3 separate regions of the Homo sapiens genome follow, and regions 1 and 2 are each linked to region 3. A link is a contact called in ENCODE Hi-C or POLR2A ChIA-PET data. All regions are on one chromosome and are shown on one strand. The core of a region is the stretch at or near the end of the contact, and the rest is flanking DNA. Distances in the headings are between cores, read along the strand shown.

Region 1 (3,672 bases), core at 307-2,806, 310 kb before region 3:
TTTTTTTTTTTGAGACAGAGTCTTGCTCTGTTGCCCAGGCTGGAGAGCAGTGGCCGATCTTGGCTCACTGCAACCTCCACTTCCCGGGTTCAAGCGATTCTCCTGCCTCTGCCTCCTGAGTAGCTGGGATAACAGGCGTGTGCCACCATGCCCAGCCAATTTATTTTTATTTTTATTTTTAGTAGAGATGGGGTTTCACCATGTTGGCCAGGCTGGTCTCGAACTCCTGACCTCGGGTGATTCACTCACCTCAGCCTCCCAGAGTGCTGGGATTACAGGCGTGAGCCACCTTGCCCAGCCTAATTTTTGTATTTTTTTTTGTAGTGACTGGGTTTCCCCATGTTGGCCAGGCTGGTCTCGAACTGAGCTCAGGTGATCCACCTGCCTCGGCCTCCCAAAGTGAGCCACCATGCCTGGCCACCCCCTTTTTTTTTTTTAATCCGTATTTTAAGGAAGCAACACTATATGTTTAACTTTTTGAGAAGCTGCCAGACTGTTTTCCAAAGTGGTTGCACCATTTTACAGTCCCACCAGCAGTACATGAGGGTTCCGATTTCCACTGGAGGATTTTAAACAGGGGAATGACATGATCCGACTTTTAAAAGATCCCGCAGCAGGTCATGGTGGCTCACGCCTGTAATCCCAACACTTTGGGAGGTCGAGGTGGGTGGATCACCTGAGGTCAGGAGTTCGAGACCAGCCTGACCAATATCGTGAAACCCCGTCTTACTAAAAATACAAAAATTAGCCGGGCATGGTAGCCTGCGCCTGTAGTCCCAGCTACTCGGGAGGCTGAGACAGGAGAATCGCTTGAACCCGGAAGGCGGAGGTTTCAGTGAGCCAAGATTGCGCCACCGCACTCCAGCCTGGGTAACAGCGCAAGGCTCCGTCTCAAAAAAGAAAAAGAAAGTGTCCTGATAATGTCTGCGGGGAGGATGGATTGTAAGGATACAAGATTAGAAGCGGGCAGCAGTCTTGAATGGTGCCTTAGGAACTGTAGTAGGGGGATAGTAATAGGACAGTTTGGGGATATATTTGGAGGTGGCTGAACTGCCAGAAAAAGAGGTCATTTCCAGACTTTTGGGGTGCAGGAGCCCCTGTGGACTTTCCAAGGATCTCACCGTGCCAGCCTCCCCTAGCAGAGCCCCCTGTCTCCCGCCTAGGAGCTGAAAATCCTGGTGGACTACGACGAGAAAGGCTACCTCCTGCAGATCTTCACCAAACCGGTGCAGGACCGGCCCACGCTCTTCCTGGAAGTCATCCAGCGCCACAACCACCAGGTACTGCTTGTCCCCGGCAGGCCCGAGGGGACAGGCAGCTAGCACACTCGGTTTTCTGGGTCCTTGGCTCATCTCCTCTCTTTCCCGCCACAGGGTTTTGGAGCCGGCAACTTCAACTCACTGTTCAAGGCTTTCGAGGAGGAGCAGAACCTGCGGGGTAACCTCACCAACATGGAGACCAATGGGGTGGTGCCCGGCATGTAAGCCCCGCCCACCCCACGGAGGCCACAGCCACACAGCCACGCCCCCTGATTCTGGAACTCGCCCAACTTCCCTACTGGCTGCTCCCCTTGGGTCCCGCCCACCAGCGGACTCGGCCCCCAAGGCTCCGCCCACACTGACCACGCCCCTCGGCGGGGCCGCCCTCTGCTCCAGCCCTCCCGATTAAAGCGTGCCCCGGTCCAATACTGTGTCTGTGTTTGTGTTGCGCATAAGGCAGTAGTGCCTTATGGCAGCCAGGGGGAGGCCAGGGCGGCCGCCAGCGCCGCGGGACCGAGGAGCTGCGGGTGCCAGCGCTTTGCCAGCGGGACCACGCGGAGAGGGGAATTCTGGAACCAGGGAAGGAAGGGGACTTGCTCTGGAGGGAAAGACGGATGACACTGCTTTTGTAGAGAGATAAACGCGATTCAGACAATAAAGCAAGCGATGAGCCGGGCGTGGTGGCTCACACCTGTAATTTCAGCGCTTTGGGAGGCAGAGGTGGGAGGATCGCTTGAGGCCAGGAGTTCGAGCCCAGCCCGGTAACATAGCAAGACCCCGACCCCCCTGCGTCTACACAAATAACAAATAAAAATTAGCCTGGCGTAGTGGCGCACACCTGTGGTCCCAGCTACTCAGGAGGCTGAGGTGGGAGGATCGATTGATGGACAGAGGTCTAAGCTGCAGCGAGCCCTGATCCTGACACTGCACTCCAGCCTGGGCAAGAGTGAGACCCTGTCTCAAAAAAAAAAAAGGCAGTTGATGAGAATATGTGGAAGCGAAGATCGCAGGGGAGCTAATTTTGATAACGGAAGACCTCTCCGAGAAGGTGACATTTGGGAGCCAGCCATGGGACCATGCTCGGGAAAAGGATTCCAGGAAGAGCGAACGGAGAAAGGCCCTGAGGTGGGGTCAGAGTTTGGCAGCATCTTGTCTGCCGGCTTGATGATCTCTTTTTGTTGTTGTTGAGACGGAGTTTCGCTCTGTCCCCCAGGCTGGAGTGCAGTGGTGCGATCTCGGCTCACTGCAAGCTCCGCCTCCCGGGTTCACGCCATTCTCCTGCCTCAGCCTCCCGAGTAGCTGGGACTACAGGCGCCCGCCACCACGCCCGGCTAATTTTTTGTATTTTTAGCAGAGACGGAGTTTCACCTTGTTAGCCAGGATGGTCTCGGCCTCCCAAAGTGCTGGGATTACAGGCGTGAGCCACCGCGCCCGGCCGATGATCTCTAAAGATGAGCTGTCTTCAGTTTTGCTACCCAGAGCCCAAACCTCTGAACACAGGAGAGGGGAGAGTGTTAGACAAGGGACTCTAGGGGCAGCATCCCTGCTCATCAACTGTAGGATATGGTCCCTTGGTTCCTGGTCTCAGAGATAAAGCAGGTAGGAGGGGCCTGGTATCCCAGTCCCTGCCCTCAGCAGGGCAGTGCCCATGACCACCCACGCAGCTGCACTGCCCCAGCCTTGCCCGCAGTGAGGACTTCTTTTGGAAAGGGGCTTGTTCATACTCATAGAAGAGTGAGTGATCCTTGCAAAAGAATGAGGCAGCTGGGTCCTAAAACCCTAGGAAGGAGATTCTTTCTTCAAAACCAGGTAAGAGTTGGTGGTGGGCAAATTTGGCCTCTTTTTTTTTTCTTTTTCTCTCTTTTTTTTTTTTTTTTAGACAGAGTCTCACTCCATTGCTCAGGCTGGAGTGCAGTGGTGTGCTCTTGGCTTACTGCAACCTCCACCTTCTGAGCTCAGGTGATCCTCCTACCTCAGCCTCCCAAGTAGCTGGGACTATAGGCATGTGCCACCACGCCCAGCTAATTTTGTTTTTATTTTTCATGGAGATGGGATCTCACTATGTTGGCCAGTCTCGAATTCCTGGTCTCAGGTGATCCGCCCACCTCAGCCTTCCAAAGTGCTGGAATTATAGGAATGAGCCACTGTCTCTGGCCTCTTTCTGCTTCTAATGCTTGAGAACCCTCCGTGAGGATAAGTCAACTCAGAGCTAGGAGGCAGCAGAGCTCAATAGAAGAAAAAAATACTCTGAGTTGGTATAATGGTGGGAATTGGGGATTTTTTTCAGATTATAGAAGAAATCAGAGCTTCTGGGATCACGAACTTCAGAAATAAAGAGATCAGAGAGAACCCAAAGGATTCCGTGCAAAAAAAATACTCCCCCTCTATTCTCCTGTGACTTAATGTGAAGAAG
Region 2 (3,687 bases), core at 840-3,339, 400 kb after region 3:
CCCAAGAGCACCAGGAATAGTAGATATGGCAGTGAACAGGCAGACAAGTCAAATGTCCATCAGCTGATGGATGGATACACAAAAGCACGAAAGCCCATACAAGGGAATATTATTCAGCCATAAAAAGGAATGAAACACTGACCCATGCTCCAACATGGATGAACCTTGAAAACACTACGCTTAAGTGAAAGAGGCCAGACACAAAAGGATACATCTTTTACGACTCCATTTATAGGAAATGTCCAGAATAGGCAAATCACTTCAGTGTTGCTCTTGCTACCACTCAAAGACATCTATTTTCTTGTCTTTCTTTCTTTCTCTTTTCTTTCTTTCTTTTTTTTTTTTTTTTTTTTTTTTTGTTTTTTTGAGATGGAGTCTCCCCCTGTTGCCCAGGCTGTAGTGCAGTGGCAAGACTTTGGGTCACTGCAACCCCTGCCTCCTGGGTTCAAGCGATTCTTGTGCCTCAGCCTCATGAGTATCTGCAATTACAGCCATGCGCACGCTCAGCTGATTTTTGTGTTTTTAGTAGAGATGGGGTTTCACCATGTTGGCTAGGTTGGTCTCGAACTCCTGGTCACAAGCGATCTGCCCGCCTTAGCCTACCAAAGTGTTGGGATTACAGGCGTGAGCCACTACACCCGGCCTGTTTGTTGTCTTTCTGCTGCACTCTTGCACTGGTCCCTCATGCTCTCCCCTCTCCACTCCTTCAGCCCTTGTCCGCTATTTCATCACTGCTACCTCCTCCACTCCATGGATTCTGTTCTCAAAGAGGTTACCAAAGACTTCTCAGTTGCCAGACTGGGTGGATATATTTTATTCCTTATGTTACTTGATCTCTTGGATGCATTCAACATCACTGGCTACTTTCTGCATCTTGGACCAGTATTTTCCCTTGGTTTCCATGACTTTCCTGGGTCCCATGTTCTCCTGGTTTCTCATTTGTACTTCTATGACTCTTTATCTTATCTTTCTTTTTAAAAAATTAATTTAATTAATTTATTTTAGAGACTGGGTCTTGCTCTGTCGTCCAGGCTGGAGTGCAGTGGCGCAATCATGGCTCACTGCAGCTTCAAACTTCTGGGCTCCAGTGATCCCCCTACCACAGCCTCCTGAGTAGCTGGGACCACAGGCACATGCCACCAAGCCTCGTTAATTTTTTTTTTAATTTTGTAGAGATAGGGTCTTGCTATGCTGCCCAGGCTGGTCTCGAACTCCTGGCTTCAAGTGATCCTCCTGACTCAGCCTTCCAAAGTGCTGGGGTTACAGGCATAAGCCACTGCATCCAATCTTTGTCTTATCTTTCTCTGGCTCTCTTCTCCCTGTAAATATCAGTTCCAGCAAATTGTCTCTCAGCACTTCTTATGATTCTATCAGGATAGGACAGGTTATGCTGCAATAACAAAGCACTCTCAGTGTCTCATGGCTTATAGCAGTGATGAATTAATTCTCACTCACACTATATGTCCATCATGGGTCTCCCAGATGGCTCAGCTCTCTGTAATCACTCAGAGATCGAGGCTAACGGAACAGCCATTGTCTTGAACTCTTTAATGAGAACTCTGGAGAGTCTCACAGCAGCAATGAAATGTTCTGACCTCGTGATGGAAGGAATATAAAGTTACCAAAAAAAAAAAAATTGGGGATTGAACGGTGGATTTCTTAGTCTTGTGAGTGTGTGGGTGTGTTTACAATTTACAGAAAATCAAGTGACATTCTTCAGCAGAAAAGGGAGTTTTTTTTTTTGAGGAAACACTTATCTCACAGACTGCAAGTGCAGGAAATGTGCCCAACCTCATGAGAACCTATTAATAGAATCAGAAACCAAACTGTCCTGTGCTGAGGTTGCTCTTTCAGTTTGTCTGAAGCCCGCCTCTGTTTGTCTCTGTGTGCCCATTGCGAGTCTCTCTAAACACTGGCTTCCTCTGTTTCTCCCAGGGCACGTGGTTCAGCAATGCTCTCCAAGTTAGGTTCCACAGTTCAAATGCAAGCCCAGATCCCCTGCCCAGTTCCAGAACTCAAGGGGAATGAATCTGATTGGCCTAATTCTTTATCCCTGGTCCAATCAGCTATGGCTGTGGGCGGGGCCATAATCACACAGGGCGTCAAGGGCCAACCTCCGTTGGGGGAGAAGGGAGGGAGGAAAGAAAGGAAGATGGCGGGAGAGAGAGAGAGAGAGAAGGGGGGTGGGAAGAGAGAGAGAGAGAGGGAGAGAGAGAATGAGAATGTGACTCTCAGAGAATAGAGGCTCCAAGGCTGAGGGACTGCTGGTTAAATACCCGTTCCTCCCCCAGGTGGGACAACTCTGAGACAAGTCTAGGCAGTCTCCAGAGGGCCTGAGGGGGTCTGAGCCCAGATGCCCACAGCCGTGACCTGCTCTTTAATTAATTAATTAGTTTTATTTATTTCCAGTGTCTTGCTCTGTCGCCCAGGCTGGAGTGCAGTGGCACGATCTCGGCTCACTGCAACCTCCGCCTCCCGGGTTCAAGCGATTCTCCTGCCTCAGCCTCGCTAGTAGCTAAGACTACAGGCGCGTGCCACCACTCCCGGCTAATTTTTGTATTTTTAGTAGAGTTGGAGTTTCACTATGTTGCCCTAGCTGGTCTAGAACTGCCGACCTCAGGTGATCCGCCCGCCTCAGCCTCCCAAAGGGCTGGGATTAGAGGTGTGAGCCACTGCGTCCGGCCTCCTGACCTACTCTTTAATGCTTCCTGTGTTGACTGCCTTCCCTTTCCTGTCTCACTTCCCCACTCCTCTTCCTGGGTCGCCTCCCAAACAAACTACTTGGACCTGAATCTCGTCCAGCCTTATGTTCTGGTGTTAAAGAGTCTGTCTGGAATTTACCCTGAGAACAATAGGTGGGTTTATAAACGGGTGTGCATGGTCTCATTTGCAGCTCAGTCAGAGCACTCTAGCTGCACCATGGAAAATGGGCGGAAGGGGCAAGAGTGGAGCCAGGGGTCTGCCCAGGGAGAGGGTAGAGTGACATGGAGGGGGACCGAAGACAGATCCCTGAAGGACACCAACACCAAGGAGACTAAGCTGAGGCAGAGTAGGGAGGAGAGGAAAGCCGAAAGACAGTGAGTCCCCAGAGGCCATGGGGTGAACACTTCACAAATAAACCGGTGACCACGGAGATATTAAGAGCGATGGTAAATCTGTGTAATTAAAGCAGCTCTAGTAAGGGAACTGACAGACACATTATTGGAACAGGGTGGAGTCACGTATTAAACACAAAGATAGGTGCAGACCGGGTGCGGTGGCTCATACCTGTAGTCTCAGCACTTTGAGAGGCCAAAGCAGGAGGATTGCTTGAGCCCAGAAGTTTGGGACCAGCCTGGGCAACATGGCAAAACCCTGTCTCTACAAAAAATAAAAAAATTAGCCAGTTGCGGGAGTGCACACCTGTAGTTCCAGCTTCTCGAAAGGCTGAAATGGGAGGATCCCTTGACCCTGGAAGGTCAAGGCTGCAGTGAGCCAAGATTATGTCACTGTACTCCAGCCTGGGCCACAGAGTGAGACTCTGTATGCAATAATGAAAAAAAAAAAAAAAAGAGTAGGAACTTAGTGTGCAATAAAAGCATTTAAATCAGGGGAGAAAGAAATTTCTCCAAATAGGATCTTTAAACAATTGGCTGCTCGTTCAGGGGAGGTCAGAGGAGACAGGAAAATGTACTCAAACTTTACAGA
Region 3 (3,711 bases), core at 249-2,748:
CTTAGGTTGCATTAATGGAAGCATTCTACCTAGGATGAGAGAGGTGATAGTCCTGCTGTGTAGAGGGAGGGGGTCAGGCCACACATAGGAGTTGTGCTTTTTTTCTTTTTTTTTTGAGACAGTCTTGCTCTGTCACCCAGGCTAGGGTGCAGTGGCGTGATCTTGGCTCACTGCAACCTTCACCTCCCAGGTTCAAGCAGTTCTCATGTCAGCCTCCCAAGTCTCAGCCTCCCAAGTCTCAGCCTCCCAAGTAGCTGGGATTACAGACGTGCGCCAACATGCCCAGCTAATTTTTGTATTTTTAGTAGAGGTGGGGTTTTGCCATGTTGTCCCGGCTGGTCTCCAACTCCTGGCCTCAAGGGATTCTCCCTCCTTGGCCTCCCAAAGTGCTAGGATTACACATGTGAGCCACCGCACCTAGCCTGTAGGAAGGAGGTTTTGTTCCTCTTGGTCATTGTACTTTGGAGGTTAAATCAACCTGAAGTGGGGTGTGGGTGTGTCTGGAAACCACATCAGGTGAGATGTGTTTGAAGGAGGAATTGGGTTGCTTTACATGAGGAAGTGAAGGCATATGGTAACTGCAGTCAGCCAGGTGAAGGATTGTCTCCTGAAAGGAGTATAGCCGAGTGGTGTTGAAATAACTTGCTCTGTTAGGTAGTGAGCTCCCTGTCACTGGAGGCATACAAGTAGAAAGTAGATATGGATGACTCAAGGTGCTTGCAGACAATCTACAACTGGGTGGAAGCTTGGACCAGAGGATAGGAGTATCCTTTGAGGCCACCAAGATGTTTCTGAGAGTTGGGCTAGAAACTGGTCTTAGGTCTGGACATCAAGCACTAGTGGTGGTTGTAGTAGCAGTTCCTGCTATGGGGATGGGGCCTCCAACACCTGGGTGCTTCTAGAAAGTTGGGCAGAAACTGGAGACTTCCCTATTAGGGAGATTTGGCATTTGGAAGTAGCAGGGTTTAGTGCGGGGATGACTTTGTTACCATGGCCCCAGGTCTGTCCTCAGACCTGCTTGGCTCAGGGAAGGGACCGACCCCTGCTTGGGATGGAAGGGAACTGCACTTGGTGGTCAGCGTTTATAGGGGACACCCTGGCAGATGTGGAGTAGTGGAGACTCGGGAAGGAGGTGGCATCCTCCTTCTAAGCTGTGCTCAATCCACTCTGCAGGTGTTGCTGGATTGGCCCTGGATTCAAAGGATGACTGGAAGGCTCTTGGCCTTGCTGCTGACTCTGTGACGTTAGCTGGTCTCTTCCTCTCTCTGCACCTCAGCTCTCTCTACAATGGTGGTGGGGTGGAGCTGAACTCTGGGACCCTCAAGTTCCCTCCCAACCCCATCCTCTGAGCCTAACAGGCCTTAAGTCTCTCTGTCCAGGCCTTATGCAGAGCTGGGAGGTGGCTCATCACTTTTCCCCTGTGTGGGATGGTGTGGGTGTTGATGTTGGTGACTTAAGCAAGCTGGGGGAGGTCTTGAGAAGCCCTGGCAGCAGGGGTGTGGGCGTGGCTGTCTATTGAAGGCAGGAAGAGGAAATGTGCATTTGAGTTGCTGCAAGCAGGAGTCCAGTTAGGTCCTGGCAAAGACTTCTGGCCTGAAGGGTCATGCATTGAGATACCAGGATTTTTTCCCCTGGAGTTTTGGGAAGTAGAAAAGGGACAGTTGGAATTTGCCACCCTCTGAGATACAGGGGTGGGGTAGGGTGGGAGGGAGGGTGCAGCATAGTTCAGCGGTTCCCAGCCATTGATTTCATGGACCAGTGAAAAAAAACTTAGGAACAGATACAGAGTTGCCAACTTATAATTTTGCTAAAGATGGGTGTTAAGATCAACAAACCCCATGGTCTATTCTGACACTAAAAAAGTTACAAGTATAAAATGTCAGAATAAAGGATAGTACTTTAACTTTGATAGTTTTTCTCATTCTGTTTCCAACCAGTGAAAACTAAAGGACCAGAGACTGGGGTCCACTGACCTAGATTAGTATTTTTTTTTTTTTTTTTTTTTTGAGAGGGAGTCTTGCTCTGTTGCCCAGGCTGGAGTGCAGTGGCGCAATCTCGGCTCACTGCAAGCTCCGCCTCCCGGGTTCACACCATTCTCCTGCCTCAGCTTCCCGAATAGCTGGGACCACAGGCACCCGCCACCATGCCTGGCTAATTTTTTGTGTTTTTAGTAGAGACACGTTTTCACTGTGTTAGCCAGGATGGTCTTGATCTCCTGACCTCATGATCTGCCCACCTTGGCCTCCCAAAGTGCTGGGATTACAGGCGTGAGCCACTGCGCCTGCTCTTCTTTTTTTTTTTTTTTGAGACAGAGTCTTGCTCTGTCGCCAGGCTGGAGCATGGTGGTGCAATCTTGGCTCACTGCAACCTCCGCCTCCCGGGTTCAAGCGATTCTCCTGCCTCAGCCTCCCTAGTAGCTGAGATTACAGGTACACGCCACCATGCCCGGCTAATTTTTGTATTTTTAGTAGCAACGGGGTTTTGCCATGTTGTCCAGGCAGGTCTCGAACTCCTAGGGTCAAGTGATCCACCCGCCTCGGCCTCCCAAAATGCTGGGATTACAGACATGAGCCACCGCGCCCAGCCCCTAGATGAGTATTTTAGGTCCTCCCCAGGCCTGGGGATTCTCTCCAGCATTCACACCCTCTGAGCCACGTACAGACACACATCTGAGATTCGTGGTACTTGATTTGTGGCTTTGAGGAGAGAGTCTTGGGAAACCCAGAAAGGGTTTGCAGCTCCCTGGATGGGAGTTTTTCTGTATTGAAGCAGAGAATTGAATTCTGGCATTTCCCACCTCTGACCTGAGTTTTCATTGCCACAGTGTGACCTTAGGCACCTCTCCTCCTGCCACACTGACCTCACGCCTCCCAGTCCGTGGTTCATGGAGTCTTCAGTTCTCTGAAAGCTCATAGGATGCTGATGGTTTAGGAAGACTTTCATCATAAAGGGATGCTGGATTTTGTCAAATGCTTTTTCTGTGTCTATTCAGATGATCGTGTGATTTTTTAATTTTTAATTCTGTTTACGTGGTGTATCACATTTATCGACATGTGTATGTTAAACCATCCCTGGCATGAAACCCACTTGATCATGGAGGGATTATCTTGTTGATATGCTGTTGGATTTAGTTACTAGTATTTTGTTGAGGTTTTTTGCATCTATGTTAATCAGGGATATTGGTCTTTAGTTTCCTTTTTGTTATGTCCTTTCCTGGTTTGGGTATTAGGGTGATACTGGCTTCATAGAATGATTCAGAGAGGATTCTCTCTTTCCCTCTCTTTTGGAATAGTGTCAACAGGATTGGTACCAAGTCATCTTTGTTTTGTTTTGTTTTTTTGAGACAGAGTTTCACTCTTGTTACCCAAGCTGGAGTGCAGTGGCACGATCTCAGCTCACTGTAACCTCCGCCTCCCAAGTTCAAGCGATTCTCCAGCCTCAGCCTCCCAAGTAGCTGGGATTACAGGCATGTGCCGCCACGCCTGGCTAATTTTTGTATTTTTAGTAGAGATGGGGTTTCACCATGTTGCCCAGGCTGGTCTCAAACTCCTGACCTCAGGTGATCTGCTTGGCTTGCCAAGTCATCTTTGAATGTCTGATAGAATTCAGCTATGCATCCAAGGAAGACCTTATTTATTTATTTATTTATTTATTTATTATTTTTTCATTTTTTTGAGACAGAGTCTCACCCTGTTGCCTAGGCTGGAGTGC

The links. A loop is a pair of places that touch in the nucleus more often than their neighbours do. ChIA-PET counts read pairs that join two places held with the same protein, here RNA polymerase II (POLR2A). Pooled maps may share reads with other maps.
Region 1: a pooled map shows a loop between it and region 3 (4-fold over the local background). The contact joins two enhancer-like sites. A Hi-C loop is called at or near these places in 1 of 37 single-sample maps with no recorded cell type and 5 of 50 pooled maps. POLR2A ChIA-PET finds 5 or more read pairs at or near these places in 2 of 52 experiments (WTC11 and naive thymus-derived CD8-positive, alpha-beta T cell).
Region 2: a loop to region 3 is called in a map with no recorded cell type, with 3 times the contacts of the local background. The contact joins two enhancer-like sites. A Hi-C loop is called at or near these places in 2 of 37 single-sample maps with no recorded cell type and 4 of 50 pooled maps.

The regions. Positions count from the first base shown.
Region 1 is chr12:121,837,540-121,841,211 of GRCh38, reverse strand. It overlaps HPD (4-hydroxyphenylpyruvate dioxygenase), which reads left to right. Exons shown (of 14, transcript NM_002150.3): 13 at 1,164-1,280; 14 at 1,374-1,685. The coding sequence ends at 1,484. Among named protein-coding and RNA genes, the nearest start is that of TIALD, 17 kb to the left of the region's middle. RefSeq lists enhancers at 353-1,022, 1,694-2,364 and a silencer at 1,532-1,731. Within about 2 kb of position 1,556, at least 16 of the 41 ENCODE cell types and tissues checked have a DNase peak (open chromatin) inside an H3K27ac peak, as active enhancers do.
Region 2 is chr12:121,127,478-121,131,164 of GRCh38, reverse strand. All of the region lies in intron 2 of LOC105370032 (a long non-coding RNA gene), which reads left to right. Among named protein-coding and RNA genes, the nearest start is that of P2RX7, 3.6 kb to the left of the region's middle. RefSeq lists an enhancer at 1,885-2,179. Within about 2 kb of position 2,089, at least 29 of the 41 ENCODE cell types and tissues checked have a DNase peak (open chromatin) inside an H3K27ac peak, as active enhancers do.
Region 3 is chr12:121,528,523-121,532,233 of GRCh38, reverse strand. All of the region lies in intron 8 of KDM2B (lysine demethylase 2B), which reads left to right. Among named protein-coding and RNA genes, the nearest start is that of KDM2B-DT, 50 kb to the left of the region's middle. RefSeq lists an enhancer at 2,235-2,736. Within about 2 kb of position 1,498, at least 23 of the 41 ENCODE cell types and tissues checked have a DNase peak (open chromatin) inside an H3K27ac peak, as active enhancers do.